Linked DNA regions of Homo sapiens: region 2 is linked to region 1. A link is an interaction called in ENCODE POLR2A ChIA-PET data of the cell type or tissue named here. Cell type or tissue: OCI-LY7. All regions are shown on one strand. Links, peaks and the distances in the headings refer to the core of each region. The heading gives the core; the rest is flanking DNA.

What was found. ChIA-PET counts read pairs that join two places held together with the same protein. Peaks named below come from ENCODE experiments on the same cell type or tissue, not always from the same donor. Only the 100,000 strongest peaks of a DNase experiment are listed, where the experiment ranks them.
Region 2: POLR2A ChIA-PET joins it to region 1 with 5 read pairs; 2 of 35 experiments call an interaction of 5 or more read pairs at or near these places.

Annotation. Positions count from the first base shown.
Region 1 is chr19:11,579,851-11,585,806 of GRCh38, forward strand. It overlaps LOC124904638 (a long non-coding RNA gene), which reads left to right. Exons shown (of 2, transcript XR_007067140.1): 2 at 3,567-3,814. It also overlaps the pseudogene GAPDHP76. Among named protein-coding and RNA genes, the nearest start is that of ACP5, 5.2 kb to the left of the region's middle. RefSeq lists enhancers at 1,934-2,133, 4,035-4,174, 4,185-4,244 and a silencer at 2,269-2,434. In OCI-LY7, for the core only: no CTCF peak of the experiment used is centred there; DNase peaks (open chromatin) are centred at 981 and 2,141; H3K4me3 peaks cover 1,794 bases; H3K27ac peaks cover 2,500 bases.
Region 2 is chr19:12,018,846-12,024,634 of GRCh38, forward strand. All of the region lies in intron 1 of ZNF433 (zinc finger protein 433), which reads right to left. The region is part of intron 1 of ZNF433-AS1 (ZNF433 and ZNF878 antisense RNA 1); the gene reads left to right. Among named protein-coding and RNA genes, the nearest start is that of ZNF433, 14 kb to the right of the region's middle. In OCI-LY7, for the core only: no CTCF peak of the experiment used is centred there; no DNase peak of the experiment used is centred there.

The DNA.
Region 1 (5,956 bases), core at 649-3,148:
GCCAGGCTGGTCTCCAATGCCCGATCTCAGGTGATCTGCCCACCTCAGCCTCCCAAAGTTCTGCGATTACAGGCGTGAGTCACCATGCCTGGCCAGTCTCCTGTTTTTTTAAAAACTTATTATTTAGCCGGTGTGGTGTCTCACACCTGTAATCCTGGCACTTTGGGAGGCCGAGGTGAGCGGATCACTTGAGGTCAGGTGTTCCAGACCAGCCTGGGCAACATGGCAAAACCTTGTCTCTACTAAAAAGACAAAAATTAGCTGGAGGTGCTCTCTTGAACCCAGGAGGCAGAGGTTGCAGTGAACTGAGATCATGCCACTGCACTCCAACCCAGGAGGAGGAGGTTGCACTGAGCCAATATCATGCCACTACATTCCAGCCTGGGCGACAGAGCAAGACTCTGTCCCCCCCAAAAAAAAAACAGAAAAAAAAAAAAAGAAAGAAATCTGAAGCAATTATGACCAAATGTTAACATCTGTTTCTTCACGTGGTGGGTACAGGCGTGTTTTGGAAGCTTCTATGCTTCCTGTATTTTGAGATCACACAAAATTATGTTTATTATCTTATTGTGCTACATGATCTTTGTAGAAAAGTTGGTAAATTCTGGAATGCACGAAGAAAAAGATTATAATAGCCAGTAATACCCCTGCCCAGAGAGACAGTATCCATTAATTTTTCTCTGCCTATGTTTGTCTTCGGAAAAATGGGATACTATTGGCACTATTTTATAACTTTTTAATTTGTATTAACACTTTCTATATTTTTTAAATTGAAAAAGCTGGCCAAGCATGGTGGCTCAGGCCTGTAAACCCAGCCAATGTGGGAGGATCGCTTGAGCCCGGGAGTTCAGGAACAGCCTGGGCATCGTGGCGAGACCACATTGCTACAAAAAAAAAAAAAAAAAAAAAAAAAATTAGCCAGGCATGGTGGTGCACACCTGTGGTTCCATCTACTCAGGAAGCTGAGGTGGAGGATCGCTTGAGCCTGGGAGTTTGAGGCTGCAATAAGCTACGAATGCACCACTGACCTTCAGCCTGGGCAACACAGCTAGACTCTTGTCTCAGAGAGAGAGAGAGAGAGAGAGAGAGAGCACAATGAAAAAAATAAACCTGATCTTGCACAGAGCATGTAATAAAACCTGTGCGTTCTTGGCTATCTCTCTCTGGTCTCCTCCAGGGTGCTGAATAAGCTCTTCTCTCTCCATTCACCCAGGAGAACTCTCTTCTGCTGATTTTCTGTGGAGCTAGATCAGGCTGTGACTCAGAATCTCCCTCCACCTCCACCCTTTCCTATTTTCCCAACACCAGTGTCAATCTCAGATGTCAACAACCCCACGAGTGAGTTCCTCCTGTTGCCAATACATCCAGGTCCTGTTCTCCGCTGCTGTCTCTACCCAATCCCTTCCCTTCCTTCCTCCTGCCAATCCTGCTTTCCCTGTTTCTTGCTCCTCTGACCTCCTCCGCATTGCTTGACTGTCTCAGATACACTCTGGCCTCAGGGTCTTGGCACTTTCTGTTCTCCCTGCCTGGAAGGGTCTTCCTTAGTCAGATACTGAGGTCACCCATTGTGTTCAAGTTCCTTTAATTTATCTGAAATGAGTCTGGGCGTGGTGGCTCACGCCTGTAATCCCAGCACTTTGGGAAGCCAAGCCGGGTGGATCACTTGAGGCCAGGAGTTCGAGACCAGCCTGGCCAACATGGTGAAACCCCATCTCTACTAAAAATACAGAAATTAGCTGGGCGTGGTGGCACAAACCTGTGGTCCCAGCTACTCAGGAGGTCGAGGCAGGAGAATTGCTTGAACCTGGGAGGCGGAGGTTGCAGTGAGCCAAGATCGTGCCACTGTACTCTAGCCTGGGTGACAGAGTGAGACTCTGTCTCAAAAAAAAAAAAAAAAAAAGAAAAAGATAATTTATCTGAAATTATCTGAAATGCACCACCCTGCCCCCATCATTGACTCTCCTGTTGCTGTAGTTTTCTCTGCAGCACTTACCAGTGCTTGAGAAAACCACCCACTCATTTATCTTGCTTTCAGTTTCTCTTGCTTTCAGTCTGTCTTCAGTTAATGAAAGCTTTTTTTTTCTTTCTTTTTTCTTTTTCTAAAACAGAGTCACCCAGGCTGGAGACCAGTGATGCGATCACGGCTCACTGCAGACTCGACCTTCTGGGCTCAGGGGATCCTCCCACACCCCTTGGCCTCCTGGGGATTGAGACTACAGGCACACACCACCACACCCAGCTAATTTTTGTATTTTTTGTAGAGAGAGGGATTTGTCACCTTGTCCAGGCTGCTCTTGAACTCCTGAGTTCAAGCAATCCTCCCAACTCAGCCCCTCAAAGTGCTGGGATTACAGGTGTGAACCACTGCCCCTGGCCTGTTTATTTAAAAAATTAACATTCATTCTCAGTTTATTGGCTAAGTTTAGAAGTAGTATCAGAATGTTTAAGAGAACTTACTGTTCTCCTTTTATTTGTATGTTTGCATTGTAGATTTTTAATAACTGATAAGGACTTCTCAAGGTGTTTGCTTGGTGGAGACATTTAAAAAGATTAAAGAATAGGCCAGGTGCAGTGGCTCATGCCTGTAATCCCAGCACTTTGGGAGGCCGAGGCGGGTGGATCAAGAGGTCAGGAGATCGAGACCATCCTGGCTAACATGGTGAAACCCCATCTCTACTATAAATACAAAAAATTACCTGGGTGTGGTGGCACGTGCCTGTAGTCCCAGCTACTCAGGAGGCTGAGGCAGGAGAATCGCTTGAACCCGGGAGGCAGAGGTTGCAGTGAGCTGAGATCGCACCATTGCACTCTAGCCTGGGTGGTAGAGCAAGACTCTGTCTCAAAAAATAATAATAATAAATTAAAAGATTAAAGAATAAGCTGGCACAGTGGCTCACACCTGTCATCCCAACACTTTTTGTAGAGACCTCATCTCTTAAAAATAAAATTAGCTGGGCGTGGTTGTGTGCACCTGTAGCCCAGCTACTCAGGAGGCTGAGGTGGGAGCATTGCTCAGGAGGTCGAGGCTGCAGTGAGCCATGATTGCACCACTGCACTCCAGTCTGGGTGACAGAGCTGATACACTGTCTCTAAAAAATAATAATAATTGACCGGGCGCAGTGGCTCACGCCTGTAATCCCATCACTTTGGGAGGCCGAGGCGGGCGGATCACGAGGTCAGGAGATCGAGAGCAACATGGCTAACACGGTGAAACCCCGTCTCTACTAAAAATACAAAAAAATTAGCTGGGCGTGGTGGTGGGCGCCTGTAGTCCCAGCTACTCGGGAGGCTGAGGCAGGAGAATGGCATGAACCTGGGAGGTGGAGCTTGCAGTGAGCCAAGATCGCGCCACTGCACTCCATCCGGCTTGGGTGACAGAGCGAGACTCCATCTCAAAAAAAAAATTAATAATAATAATTATTATTATAGTAGTAAAAGAGTATAGAATAAAATGCATCACACTTATAAAATGTAAAATGTTAATTTCAATCCACTAAACTTATAAACGGACCCAAATATGCATCCAATGACCTCTTAAAGTGATATTTCTTTTTCTTTTTGTTGAGATGGAGTCTCACTCACTCTGTCACCCAAGCTGGAGCGCAGTGGTGTGATCTTCAGCTCGTCCCAACCTCCGTCTCCCAGGTTCAAGCGATTCTCCTGACCTCAAGTGATCCGTCTGCCTTGGCATCCCAAAGTGCTGGGATTACAGGCCTGAGGCCAGGCCCTGAATTAATTTTTTGATGTTTCACTTTGCCAGGTGTATAAGTAACATGTTAGTTGTGATTGTAACTAAATAAAGGCTTAAGGGAAACCGTGTTTCTAAATTTCTAAATTGACTACACATTTACAAAGGAACCCACAAAGATGGATTTTTGGGCCGGGCGCAGTGGCTCACGCCTGTAATCCCAGCACTTTGGGAGGCTGAGGCAGACAGATTGCCTGAGTTCAGGAGTTCAAGATCAGCCTAGGCAACAAGGTGAAACCCTTTCTCTACTAAAATACAAAAAAATTAGCTGGGCATGGCAGCGAGCACCTGTAATCCCAGCTACTTGGGAGGCTGAGGCCGGAGAATTGCTTGAACCAGGGAGGCAGAGGTTGCAGTGAGTCGAGATCACACCACCGCACTCCAGCCTGGGCAACACAGTGAGACTCGATCTTAAAAAAAAAAAAAAAAGATGGACTTTTTCGGGGCCCCAAGGCTTCAAAATTCAAAATGCTGTCATGAGTTAGTTTGATTTGAGGAACCAAAAATTGGCTTTTGTGGCTGGAGCAGAGTGAGCAAGGGGGAAGTGAATCCGGAAGGTTGAGTCTGCAAGGTCAAGGGCAAGGAACAGAGAAGGGTGTGGGTGGGGCAGGTTGCGTGTGCTCTTGGGGGCTGCAGGGAAGGGGGCTTTTATCTGGGTAAGGTGGGAGCCACAGAGGGTTCTGATCAGAGGGACAGATCTGACTTAGATTTTGCATGATGTCCCCCAGCTGTGGGCTGCGGGGCATGGGCTGCTGAATAGGTGGTTTAGGTGGGCAAAGATGGGTCATGGTGCCCCCTACCCTTTAAAAATTAAAAGACAGGGCCAGGAGCAGTGGCTCACGCCTGTAATCCCAGCACTTTGGGAGGCTGAGGTGGGCGGATCACCTGAGGTCAGGTGTTTGAGACCAGCCTGACCAACAAGGTGAAACCCCATCTCTACTAAAAATACAAAAAAAATTAGCTGGGCGTGGTGGCAGCCACCTGTAATCCCAGCTACTCGGGAGGCTGAGGCAGGAGAATCGCTTGAACCCGGGAAGCAGAGGTTGCAGTGAGCCAAGATCGTGCCACTGCACTCCAGCCTGGGCGACAAGAGCAAGACTGTCTCAAATAATAATAATAGGCCGGGTGTGGTGGCTCACACCTGTAATCCCAGCACTTTGGGAGGTTGAGGTGGGTGGATCACTGGAGCCCAGGAGTTTGAGACAAGCCTGGGTGACACAGTGAGACCCCATCTAAATTATTATTATTATTATTATTTGAGACAGAGTCTTGCTCCATCACCCAGGCTGGAGTGCAGTGGCGCGATCTTGGCTCACTGCAAGCTCCGCCTCCCGGGTTCACGCCATTCTCCTGCCTCAGCCTCCCAAGTAGCTGGGACTACAGGTGCCCGCCACCACGCCCAGCTAATTTTTTGTATTTTTTAGTAGAGACGGGGTTTCACCATGTTAGTAAGGATGGTCTGGATCTCCTGACCTTGTGATCCGCCTGCCTTGGCCTCCCAAGGTGCTGGGATTACAGGCGTGAGCCACCATGCCCAGCCTGAATTTTTTTTCTTAAAGATTAAAAAGGCAGAGCCTCTCTGCTCCTCCCATTTGACAGACAGCCACATCTTTTCATGCAGTGAAAAAGGCATGTCCCCGAGACACCGTGGTGAAAGTGAAGACAGGAGTAAATGGATTTGGCCATATTGGGTGCCTGGTCACCAGGGCACCAGAGCTGCTTTTAACTCTGGCAGAATGGATGTTGTCACCTCAATGACCCCTTCATTGACCTCAACTACATGGTCTACATGTTCCAATATGATTCTACCCACGGCAAGTTCCGCGGCACCATCAAAGCTGAGAAGTGGGCTGGGTGTGGTGGCTCATGCTTGTAATCTCAGCTACTTAGGAGGTTGAGGTGGGAGGATCACTTGAGACCAGGAGTTCAGGACCAGCCTAGGCAACATAGGGAGATCCTCTCTCTCTTAAAAAAAAAAAAAAAGAAAAGAAAAGACTGAGAAAGAGAAGGGAAGCTTGTCATCAATAGGAAATGGGAATCTCATCCCCATCTTCTAGAAGCCAGATCCCAGCAAAATCAAATTGGGTGACGATGCTGGCACTGGTTATGTCATGGAGTCCACCAGCAGCATCTTCACGACCATGGGGAAGGCTGGGGCTCGCTTAGGATGGGCAGCCAAAGGGATCACCATCTCTGCCCCCTCTGCCC
Region 2 (5,789 bases), core at 987-3,486, 440 kb after region 1:
GCCACTGCACTGCAGCCTGGGCAACAGAGTGAGACTCGGTCTCAAAAAAATAAAATTAGCCAGGTATGGTGGTGCGTGCCTGTAATCCCAGCTACCCAGGAGGCTGAGGCAGGAGAATCGCGGGAATCCAAGAGGCAGAGGCTGCAGTGAGCCAAGATCACACCACCACACTCCAGCCTGAGTGACAGAGCAAGACTCCATCTTAATAAAAAAAAAAAAAAAAAAAAAAAAATTTCCAGGCACCTAGTCTCAACAAAAAGGCAAACATTTATCAAACTTTTAAAAACTTTTGTGGCCAGGCATGGTGGCTCATGCCTGTAACCCCACCACTTTGGAAGGCTGAGGCAGGTGGATCACCTGAGGCCAGGAGTTGGTGACCAGCCTGGCCAACATGGTGAAACACCGTCTCTACTAAAAATACAAAAATAAGCCAGGCATGGTGGTATGCACCTGCAATTCCACTACTTGGGAGGCTGGGGCAGGAGAATCACTTGAACCCAGAAGTTGGAGGTTGCAGTGAGCTGAGATCATGCCACTGCACTCCAGCTTGGGCAACAGCAAGACTCCATCACAAAAAAACCACTTTTGTGCATGAGATGACACCATCAACAAAGGGAAAAGGGACTCCTTGTGCTCTGTTTAAAGGATAATAAATGGCTCAGCTTCTATGGAAACAGTACAGTAGTGCCTAAAAAAATAAAATTACTGTATTTTCCTGTATCCCACTTTTGGGTCTAGTTATATTAAATTTGAAAAAATTGAAAACTGAACCTTGAAGACATATTTGAAAACCACTCTTCACAAAATCAAAGAGCCAGATCAATCCACATGTCCATTGATGGCTGCATGCATAATGAAAATATGCTAGGCATATATATACATTGAAATATTAATCTTATAACATCCTGTCTCATGCTACAACAATCACAAAACTTCAGGATACTATGGTAATTGCAAAAAGCTAGGCACAAAAAGAAAATTACAGTATAATTCACCTTAGATGAGTTATGTAGTGTTGTGCAACTATACACTTAAAACTGCTTAAGCTGGTAAAATTGAAGTTTATTATTTTACAATAATTAAAAATAATAAATCACAGTACCAAGTAAAAAAACTAATTGATATTGATTAAAAGATGGGCATAGGCCAGGTATGGTGGCTCACACCTGTAATCTTAGCACTTTGGGAGTCCGAGGTGGGCGGATGACTTGAGGTCAGGGGTTCAGGACCAGCCTGGCCAAAATGGTGAAACCCCATCTCTACTAAAAATACAAAAATTAGCCGGGCATGATGGCACATTCCTGTAATCCCAGCTACTCAAGAGGCTGAGGCAGGAGAATCACTTGAATCTGGGCAGCAGAGGCTGCAGTGAGCCGAGATTGTGCCACTGCACTCCAGCCAGGGCAAGAGAGCAAGACTCTGTCTCAAAAAAATTTTAAAAAAAAAAAGCAAAAGTATTTGAATGACATTTCTGCAATACATAGAAATGACCAATAAGTATATGAAGTGGTGCTCAACATCAGGAGTCAACAGGCATAAGTATTTTACACAGTGTAGTTTCAGGTGGTTATTGAGCACTTTCTCTCATGAAAAGTATTCATAAAATAATAAAATTTTAAATATAGCCATTTATTAAAGTAAAAAATAATAATTTAAATACTGCAGCTGTTTCAAGTGTATCATGAGAAACACATAATTGAAGACGTCCTTTCGAGAGAGGAGTGAGTGTTTTGGAATGTATCGAGGAAAGCAGAAATTTAGGGATTTATTGTCATTCCTAAGAAGAGCTGGCTGAGCGCGGTGGCTCACGCCTGTAATCCCAGCACTTTGGGAGGCAGAGGTGGCCGGATCACCTGGGGTCAGGAGTTCGAGACCAGACTGATTAACATGGTGAAACCCTGTCTCTACTAAAAACACAAAAATTAGCTGAGTGTAGTGATGCGCGCTACTGGGAAGGCTGAGGCAGGAGAATCGCTTGAACCAGGGAGGCGGAGGTTGCTGTGAGCCGACATTGCGCCATTGCACTCCAGCCTGGGCGACAGAGCGAGACTCTGTCTCAAAAACAAAAATATAAAAAAAAAAAAACAGCACTAAGCTACAGGGGTCTTAAGGACTCCTGCTTTACTGTTTTTTTTTTTTTCTTTTTTTTTGAGACAGAGTAGTCTCACTCTGCCACCCGGGCTGGAGAGCAGTAGCACAATCTCAGCTCACTGCAACCTCTGCCTCCAGGTTCAAGCAATTCTCCTGCCTCAGCTTCCCAAGTAGCTGGGATTACAGGCACCCACCACTATACCCGGCTAATTTTTTTGTATTTTTAGTAGAGACGGGGGTTTCACCATGTTGGCCAAGCTGGTCTCAAACTCCTGACCTCGTGATTCACCCACCTCAGCCTCCCAAAGTGCTGGGATTACAGCTGTGAGCCACTGCACCTGGCCAGGACTCCTTCTTTGACCAAACTTGATCTCACAGCCCTCTTCTTGTCTAGGCTTTGGCCTTCTTCTGCAGAGCCCAGTTATAGCAAAAAGCCTTTTAAGGCAGTGCACAGAGAATCTCTCCCACCAAAACTTAGTATTTCCAATCAAGTTCAATTTCCCTCACTCATGATAATCCATCAACTTTCTCTTCCCTAACTGCTGACACTTCACCAAGTTCCATCCTTTCCCTCGCCTTGCCCTGTAATATAGGAGAGAGATTAAACTCAGGGAGACAGCCTATTACGTGTCGTGAGAACTGTAATATAATATACAGAACTGTAATCTCCATATTATAGTTCTCATGACACATATTACAATTGTGCTGAATAAAGCCTTCCTTGATATTTTAAACACATTTTCAATACAATCTCTCTTTATAAGAGATAGGGACTTAGACTGGAGACTCTGCTTCAGAAATCTAGAATGCATAAGGGATAATAGGCTCTCTCCCTGTGGGGAGACAGCTGAGACTACCTCCCACTCACAAAACCAAAACACCAGGTCAGATTTCTCTCCTGAAGACCACTCCCTGCTGTTATCCCATAAACTTAGTAAGATAGGGGACTGTGGGTGCACTATTTCCCAGACAGGGTACTAGGGTAGAGCTTACCTCCTGCAGTGATGATGCAGGATGCCTGGCGGTACTGGCTGCCAATTCAACCGTCACGCTGTGATAGAGACTTAGGTGTTGGGAACAGGCCCCCAAATCTGGCCATAAACTGGCTCCAAAACTGGCCATAAACAAAATCTCTGCAGCACTGTGACATGTTCGTGATGGCCATGACACCCACAATGAAGACTGTTGGTTTACCGGAATGAAGGCAGGGAACACCTGGCCCACCCAGGGTAGAAAACCACTTAAAGGTGTTCCTAAACCACAAACAATAGCGTAAGTGATCTCTGCCTTAAGGACGTGTTCCTGCTGCAGATAACTAGCCAGAGCCCATCCCTTTGTTTCAGCCCATCCCTTTGTTTCCCAAAAGGAATACTTTTAATCTATAATCTACAGAAACAATGCTTATCACTGGCTTGCTGTCAGTAAATATGTGGGTAAATTTCTGTTCGTGGCTCTCAGCTCTGAAGGCTGTCAGCCCCCTGATTTGCCACTCCACACTCCATATTTCTCTGTGTGTGTCTTTAATTCCTCTAGTGCCCCTGGGTTAGGGTCTCCATGACCGAGATGGTCTTGGCAAGTGGTGTACATGTGTGGGTCTTGAACCCAGGTCAAAGTGTCACCGGAGTAACAGTTGGAGAATGTGGAACTAAGCTGGAGGACACCCGAGTACTCTAAAGCAATGCCCGTGGTAAGAAGGGGAGCTTGGAAGCATCAGGGTAACAAAGGGACAAGTGTGGGCTCTGGTTCCTTCCATCTTGTAACCTTTTCACACTGATGAGGAGGAGGAAGGAAAGTAACAGAAGAGATGACAGAGCAGGTTTGTTTGCCAGCTAAAGCTAAAGTGGCAAAGGAGGAAGAGTCCATCCCTACCCTTCTGCACCCCCTCCTTATTTTGAAGAAAAAGAGTGGCCTGACCCACCAGATCTTTCTTTTCTGGAGGACACTGGACAAAAAGTAGTTTCCCCAATGAGTGTTCGAGCAGCACCTTGAGCAATGGCTCTCAGTTCTATTCAGGCAGGAATTCACCAAGCTACAAGAGAGGGTGATATAGAGGCTTGGCAGTTCCCTGTTAGGATACACCCCCCAGATCAACAGGAAAATACTATAGCTACATTTGAGCCTTTTCCTTTTAAATTTGGGAAACACCATGAGGGGCCTGTCCCGGGCCCCATTCCAAACCAAGGCATTTCCGGCTGAGGCCATTCCCTAACCCTTGTACAATATCTATCCCCCACCACAGCCAGTAGTGCCACGGTAGATTTATGCTGCACAAAAGCTGTGAGTCTTCTGCCTGGGGAACCCCCACAAAAAGTTCCAACAGGGGTCTGTGGACACTTGCCAGTAGGGACAATCAGATTACTTCTAGGTAGATCTAGTTTAAATTTAAAAGGAGTGCAAGTACATACAGGAGTCACTGATTCAGATTACAATGGGAAATTCAAATTGTTATAGCTACTTCTGTTCCCTGGAAAGCAGAGCCAGGAAAGCACAACTCCTGATTGTGCCATATGTGGAAATGGGGAAAAGTGAAATTAAACGAACAGGAGGATTTGGAAGCACAAATAAACAAGGCAAAGCAGCTTACTGGGTGAATCAAAGTATTGATAAATGTCCTACCTGTGAAATAACTATTCAGGGAAAGAAATTTAAAGGATTGGTAGATACAGGAGCAGACATTTCCATCATTTCTCTACACCACTGGCTGTCCGCATGGCCAATTCAACCCACTCAATTTAACAGAGTTGGAGTTGGTAAAGCCCCTGAAGTATATCAAAGAATCTGTATTTTGCATTGTGAAGGGCCCAATGGACAACCTGGGACTATTCGATCAATTGTAACTTCTGTACCTATAAATTAATGGGGGAGAGATTTTACTGCAACAATGGGGAGTACAAGTTCTAATTCCAGAGCAATTATATAGCCCTGAAAGTCAACATATGATGCATGAAATGGGGTATGTCCTAGGAAAAAAATTGCAGGGTTTGAAGGAACTGCTCCAAGCAGAAAGACAAAGTTCCCACCAAGGTTTAGGGTATCATTTTTGATGGTGGCCATTGTTAAGCCTCCAGAAACTATACCTTTAAAATGGTTAACAGATAAGCCAATTTGGATAGAACAATGGCCGCTAAGTAAAGAAAAACTGGAGGCTTTAGGGGACTTAGTTACTGAACAATTAGAAAAAGGACACATAGCTCCAACATTTCCCCCTTGGAATTCTCCAGTCTTCGTAATTAAGAAAACATCAGGTAAACGGAGAATGTTAACTGACTTAAGAGCCATTAATTCAGTTATATAACCTATGGGGACATTACAGCCAGGACTGCCTTCTCCTGTGGATTCCAAAAAATTGGCCTTTAATTGTCATAGATTTAAAAGACTGTTTCTTTACTATCCCTTTAGCTGAGCAAGACTGTGAACGGTTTGCATTTACAATTCCTGCAATAAACAACCTGCAGCCTGCTAAGCATTTTCACTGGAAAGTGTTGCCATAAGGCGTGTTAAACAGTCCAACAATTTGCCAGACTTATCAATTGAAAACATTAAATGACTTTCAAAAAGTACTAAGGGATATCAACTGGATACAACCTGCTCTAGGCATTCCTACCTATGCTATGAGTAATCTGTTTTCTATCCTTAGAGGAGATCCTAGTCTCACTAGGCAATTAACAAAAGAAGCTGAGGCAGAGGTACAGCTGATT